Linked DNA regions of Mus musculus: region 1 is linked to region 2. The links are chromatin loops, found by intact Hi-C in ENCODE. Cell type or tissue: left cerebral cortex. All regions are shown on one strand. Links, peaks and the distances in the headings refer to the core of each region. The heading gives the core; the rest is flanking DNA. Region 1 has its middle 15 kb from the start of Gm33222. Region 2 has its middle 7.9 kb from the start of Gm33176.

Region 1 (2,915 bases), core at 306-2,805, 62 kb before region 2:
CAAAGTTCCCACCAACAATAAGGACAAAACCTGAAAGAGCCCTGGACCTTGCACTTCCAGAACTATGAGCTAAAGAAACCTTTATTCTTTATAAATCACCCAGCCTGAGGCACTCTATTATAGCAACAGAAGATAGGCTAAGGCAGGGAGCCAAGGGAGAATCTGCCATGCAAGGATGTGGTGGAATTCTGTCTCTCAGAGGTAAGAAGATGTGATATGGAGAGCCCCACCTTTCCAGGAGCCTAGACCAGGAACTGAGAGCTGACAGGAGGGGCTCTCACGGGTGCTTCTAGAATCCTGACCTGGTCATCATTGGACATCCAGTCTGCACCCATGGCTAGTGGGAAGTGGAGTGTGGGTGTATGTGAAGCATTTTGGAATGGTTCTGACTGGGATGCTAGCCAGAGGCAGTGGGAAGCCTGGGCTATAGAGGGAAGCAGCTCAGACAATTCCCTAGATGGAAGCAGGTTGACACTAGAGAGAAGGCAGGGCTTAGGAAGAGGTCTGGACTTCTGCCTCTCAGGTCAAGTGCATGATGAGCCAAGAGGCCTGTGCCAGACCTCAGTTGGCCCCCAGTCCTTGAATATCATATTGTAACAAAGAGGAACGTGGTAGCATGTGATGTTCCCACAGTCAACTTTTAACAGTCCCAGAACCCCAATTTCCCAGCACCTGTGGCCTAACAAATAGCTGTAGGGGTTTCTTCAGAAAACTGGTGTGTGTGCACATGTGTGTGCGTATGTATGTATATGGTTGTGTGTATATGTGTATGCATATGTGTGTATATATGTGTGAGTGTATATGTGTATGCATATTTGTGTGTGTGTGTGCATGTGAGTGTGTATGCATGTGTACACATGCACATACATGTGCAGGTGTTCTAAACCATATGCAGAGGCTACTCACAGGAAAATCCAAGATCTAAGTGACTTTGCTTCTGAGAGGGCCCCTGGCTACACTTGGTGCTGCACTCTCTGGAGAGATGTGACCACATGGTGAAAGGTGGACACACTTCTCTGTGATTCATTTACAAGACCACCTGATGCCAGTCAGGAGCCAGGAGTCCTCATGACCTCTTGAAGACCCCACCCCTTAGCCACATTACACAAACCAGAATTGTGAAAAGAGCAGTCACTAAAGGACCTTCGACTAGTCCATTAAGGAGGTCCACCTATGTGTGCATTAAGGAGGCCCTAGCCTGCCTTTCTCAGCTCTGGGGATTTTACATCCTGTGACTCAAAGCAGCTCTCTGCCTCGGGTGCTACCACCAGCTGCTATCTGGTGCCAGCTGCTCATTATGCGCATGCACACCTGCATCTGACACTGCCACCTGCCTTTGCTCTGTGGGCTCTAGCCCCCTATCCTCCAGGAGTGCTGTCCCTGTCAGTCCCACCTGCTGCTGCTTGGGGCCCCGGAGGCAGCTCACCATCTGCTCCTTCTCCCCAGCAGAAGAGATTTCCAAGTCTCCTGGGGAGTGTGGGTGCCTGAACAGTTTCCTTCCTACGCAGACCATCCATGGGAACAGGCAATTGCTCTTGTAGTGTCCGGGGGAATGCCTTGCAAATACCCAGGAGCAGTGTGCATGCGTCATGTAAGGTACAGCAGAGGTGTGAACCAGGGTCCTTGCGGGATGCTAATACCCTCCCTCACTGGTTCTTCCTTGCCCAATGTCTCTACCCTTCATGCAGCATCCTAACCTTCAGCTGTGTCCCCGCTCTTGCTCCTGTTGGGATATGGGCTGGTCCTGCAGTTCTTGGGGGATTTGGTGAAGTAACAGCTATCTCTTTTTCCTCTCTGTATTCATTACTTTCTGTTGTCACACTGCCCAGAGCAAACTTAGAGAAAAAAAGGTTTATCTGAGTCACGCTTCCATGTTGTAGTCTATTATTGAGGGAAGTCAGGACAGGAAGTCAAGCAGGAAGTCAAGACAGGAATGGTAGCAGAGATCACGGGGAAGTGTTGCTCACTGCTTTGCTCTCCATGGCTTACTCAGCTTGCTTTCTTTTACAACCTAGGACCACCATGTACTGCCTGTGTGGACCAGGTCCTCCCATATTAGTCATTGGTCATCAGAATGCTCCACAGGCATGCCCACAGGCCAAGGGGGTAGAGGCAGTTCCTCAGTTAAGGTTCCCACCTCCCAGGGGTACTCTAGCTTGTAAGAGATTGACAAAAGCTAAGGCTCACCCAAGCCTGGCCTTTTCTACCAGGTTGTCCCTGGTGTGATGCTGGCTCTTGGTAAGTTACAGGAAGGAAACATTCTCCCAGCAATGACCTCGTCTCCTACAGCACTTGTTCATTTAACCAACCGAGAGTTTTCATGAGGGCAGGGGCATCCGCTTCTAAGGGAGCTAGATTGCTCTAGTCTCCTAGCAGGTTTGGGTATCTGAGAGTTGTGCCCGGTGTGTCTACATCCTGAGTCCCATTCTCACTGAGGGGGAGCTCCTGGAACCATGTGCAGATAAGCTGTCTAGCCTGACATCTTCCCCAGCCCCATTCTCCTGGACTTACCCATCCCATTCCAGTTAACCATTGACTCCAGCAAGCATCAGTTCCCTAGTTCTCAAGACACTCCTGCCGTGGGGATCAGGGATGCTGTACTGTTCTTACAGTATCATATGTGTCTTATTAGGGTTTCTATTGCTGTGATGAAATACCACAACCAAACAACATGGGGAGAATAGGGTTTATCCAATCTACACATCACAGTTCATCATCAAAGGAAGCCAGAACAGAAACTTAAACAGGGTAGGAACTTAGAGGCAGGAGCTGATGCAGAGGTCATGGAGTGGTGCTGCTTACTGGCTTGTTCCCCATGGCTTGCTCAGCCTGCTTTTTAAATAGCACCCAGGGCCATCAGCTCAGGGATGAAACTACTCACCATGCGACACAGGCTCTTGTCTTAGTTAAGGTTT
Region 2 (2,915 bases), core at 152-2,651:
GGATGACTTATCCTTCTCCTGCTAACAGCATCACTGGTAACTAAAGTTAGTCTTGGCTCCAAAATCAGCATGTTATTTTAGAGCTCAAAGCAGGCAGTGAGCGAGCTGTTTGGGGACTGATGACAGCTCTGTCGGATTTGGCTGGCAGGGCCTTTTTTTTTTTTTTTTTTTTTTCTCCACTGTTGCTTGGGTGGCTGTAAGGAGCAGCCAGTGGCCGCCTTGGCGGTCAGCAGCTTGCATGGATGCCCAGAAGTCTTCAGTGGGTTATCAGCCACTTCAGCTTCTGTGGTCTGAGCTTCCTTCCACCCCCACACTCAAGCTGAAGTTCTAATTGCTGAGAGCTGAGAGTATGACCTTATTTGGACATAGGCTGCTTCTAAAATGAATTAAGCTGAAAGCAGGTCACTGTGCAGGCCCCCTACTCCAGTAAGAGCAGAGTCATGGCTGGGAAGGTGGCTCAGTGGGTAAAGTCCTGCCTTACTGGCATGAGGACCTAAGTTGGGATTCCCCAGCATATATATATGCTGGGATATATACATATTTCCGGAACAAACCCAACAAAATCTAGGTGTGCCTACATGCATCTTTGACCCTAATGTGTGGGGAGTGTGGAGGAAGAGAAGAGATGGCAGATCCTTGGAGCTGGCCAGCAGCCAGTCTAGTGGAATCAGAGAGCCCGAGGTTCCAGTAAGAGGACCCCGACTCAGAATAGAGGATGACCTCTGATGTCCACATACATACACATGTACACCCATACGCACACACAGGAGAGACTGGCTAACTGGTCCCCAGATGGAGACAGCTCTGCTACCACCTTGAATTTGGACTTCAGACTTAAGACAATACACCTCTGTTGTTGACGGCACCCAGAGCGAGTTACTTGCTTCTGGGAGTCCAAGAGATCCATGCTGCCCATGTAGGGGACACTTGTTGGATACTTGCCTACATTCTATGGTTTTACAAGTCATGACACTTTTGGATGCAGTCTGGAGAACAATGAGTGAGTCTATTAAGCACGTAGCAATCAAACGTAAAAGGGTAAAGGGTAACTAGCAGATTAAACAGACTGCAAAGCACCATCAAGTCAGGAGATTAAGACACCTAAGAGAGATGAGTGGGGTGGGCCTAGACGGAAACAAAAAGAGGCAGTGTCACCTAAACACCACTTACGGTATCCAGCAGACACAGACCGTGGAAGCCATGTTGAGGCGATCAGCTGGATGTCTTGGCTCAGGGTCTTCTTCTTTCTATGGATAAGAGTCCACCTTCTTGCAGGTATTTTTATATCATGGGATAAACGAAAGTGACATCTGTTAGAAAGGAAGCAATGTTTTTAACATCATTAACGGTTTGCTTTTTCTTTTTCCTTCCATGTCACAGACGTAGGAGGGAAGCTGCCTCAGGACAGAGAGTTTTAGATTTGAAACATGCGGGAGTCTAGGACAAGATAAGTAGGCAGACTCTCAGAGTCTGTGTTCAGTAAGCATGAAAGGCACATGATAGTTACTGATATGACACATAAGTGAAGTCCCTACTCTGATGATGAGGACCTGCCCCCTCCCACTGTGGCAGCCCAGAGCCACACTCTCTCCCCCCACCCCCTGCCATCCCCCAGTCAAAGCCCTTCATGTCCTCTGAGACTTTGCTACCTCTGGAGGCAGTCTTATATGGAAGTGACTCATCACGTCTCTGTCCAATGGGCAAGGTTTCCAGGTAGGACAGTTCGCAGCCCAAGGAGCAATTGTTTAGTTACGTGACTATGCGAAGTTGGATTGGGTCACTGCTCTTGTTTGGCTCAGTGACCTAGAGATCATGACCGTAGTGAGAGGTTGGCAGAGGACAAAGACTTCTGGGAAGAGGAAGAAGGCAGCTGAGGACAGAGGAGGGAGGGCCTGGGCTGCATCTGCAGTGGCTCCGAGCATCCCTGGGATCCATCCAGGACCACAATAGGATGATTTCTAGGGATCTGGCAGAGATGTGTTACAGGCTGATGATGTACTGGCCTTCCTCCAGTGACCTCTGGGTTAGCGAGGGATACCTTCAGAGATGTCCGGCAGCTACTGTGGGTCTGATATGCAGTGAATGAAATGACTCCACTTGTCAAAATGATAAAAAATATTTTATTGACTGGGCGGCAGGTGGGTAGTGGGCTGGGTGATAACTACAATGACCCTCTTCCCCCAGCCTTCCAGCAGTGATCTCAGTTAGATGCAGGCATATGGACCATGGTAGCTTTGGTTTGTTTTTCTGCACTCTGTGTGTGTTTGTGTGTGCAAGCATGCATATATGCATATGTGCATAATACATTACACATATACATATACATAAATGCATGTGTTTAGTCACATGACTATTGGGTTGGGTCACTCACTGCTCTTGTTGGCTCAGTGACCAAGAGTTAGAGTGAACTTAGTTGTCATTTCTCAGGTTCTACTCACCACCTTGTATTTTTAGAGACAAGGGTCTCCTATTGACCTAGAATTCATGAAATAGGATAAGCTGGCTGGCCAGCGAGCCTCTGGGATCTGCCTGCTTCTACTGCTTCTACCTCCTTAGGACTGTGATTATAAGTGTCTTTTTTTTTTTTTTTTTAAGATAGATTCTGAGAATTGAACTTGGGGCCTGTGATGGTTTGAATATGTTTGGCCTACAGAGTGACACTATAAGGAGGTGTGGCCTTGTTGAAGGAAGCATGTCATTGTGGGCATGGGCTTTAAGACCCTAGCTGCCTGGAAGGCAGTCTTCTCCTAGTGGCTTTCAGATGAAGATGTAGAACTCTCAGCTCCTCCTGCACCATGCCTGCCTGAATGCTGCCATGTTCCCACCTTGACTGAACTTCTGAACCTGTAAGGCAACCTCAATTAAATGTTGTCCTTTATAAGAGTTGCCTTGGTCATGGTATCTGTCTGTTCACA

The links. Hi-C counts contacts between places; a loop is a spot of excess contacts. Peaks named below come from ENCODE experiments on the same cell type or tissue, not always from the same donor. Only the 100,000 strongest peaks of a DNase experiment are listed, where the experiment ranks them.
Region 1: a loop joins it to region 2, with 2.2 times the contacts of the local background. A loop is called at or near these places in 2 of 42 quality-filtered maps.

Annotation. Positions count from the first base shown.
Region 1 is chr1:35,994,396-35,997,310 of GRCm38, reverse strand. No RefSeq gene overlaps it. Among named protein-coding and RNA genes, the nearest start is that of Gm33222, 15 kb to the left of the region's middle. In left cerebral cortex, for the core only: no CTCF peak of the experiment used is centred there; DNase peaks (open chromatin) are centred at 314, 1,010 and 1,469.
Region 2 is chr1:35,932,648-35,935,562 of GRCm38, reverse strand. No RefSeq gene overlaps it. Among named protein-coding and RNA genes, the nearest start is that of Gm33176, 7.9 kb to the left of the region's middle. In left cerebral cortex, for the core only: no CTCF peak of the experiment used is centred there; a DNase peak (open chromatin) is centred at 1,435.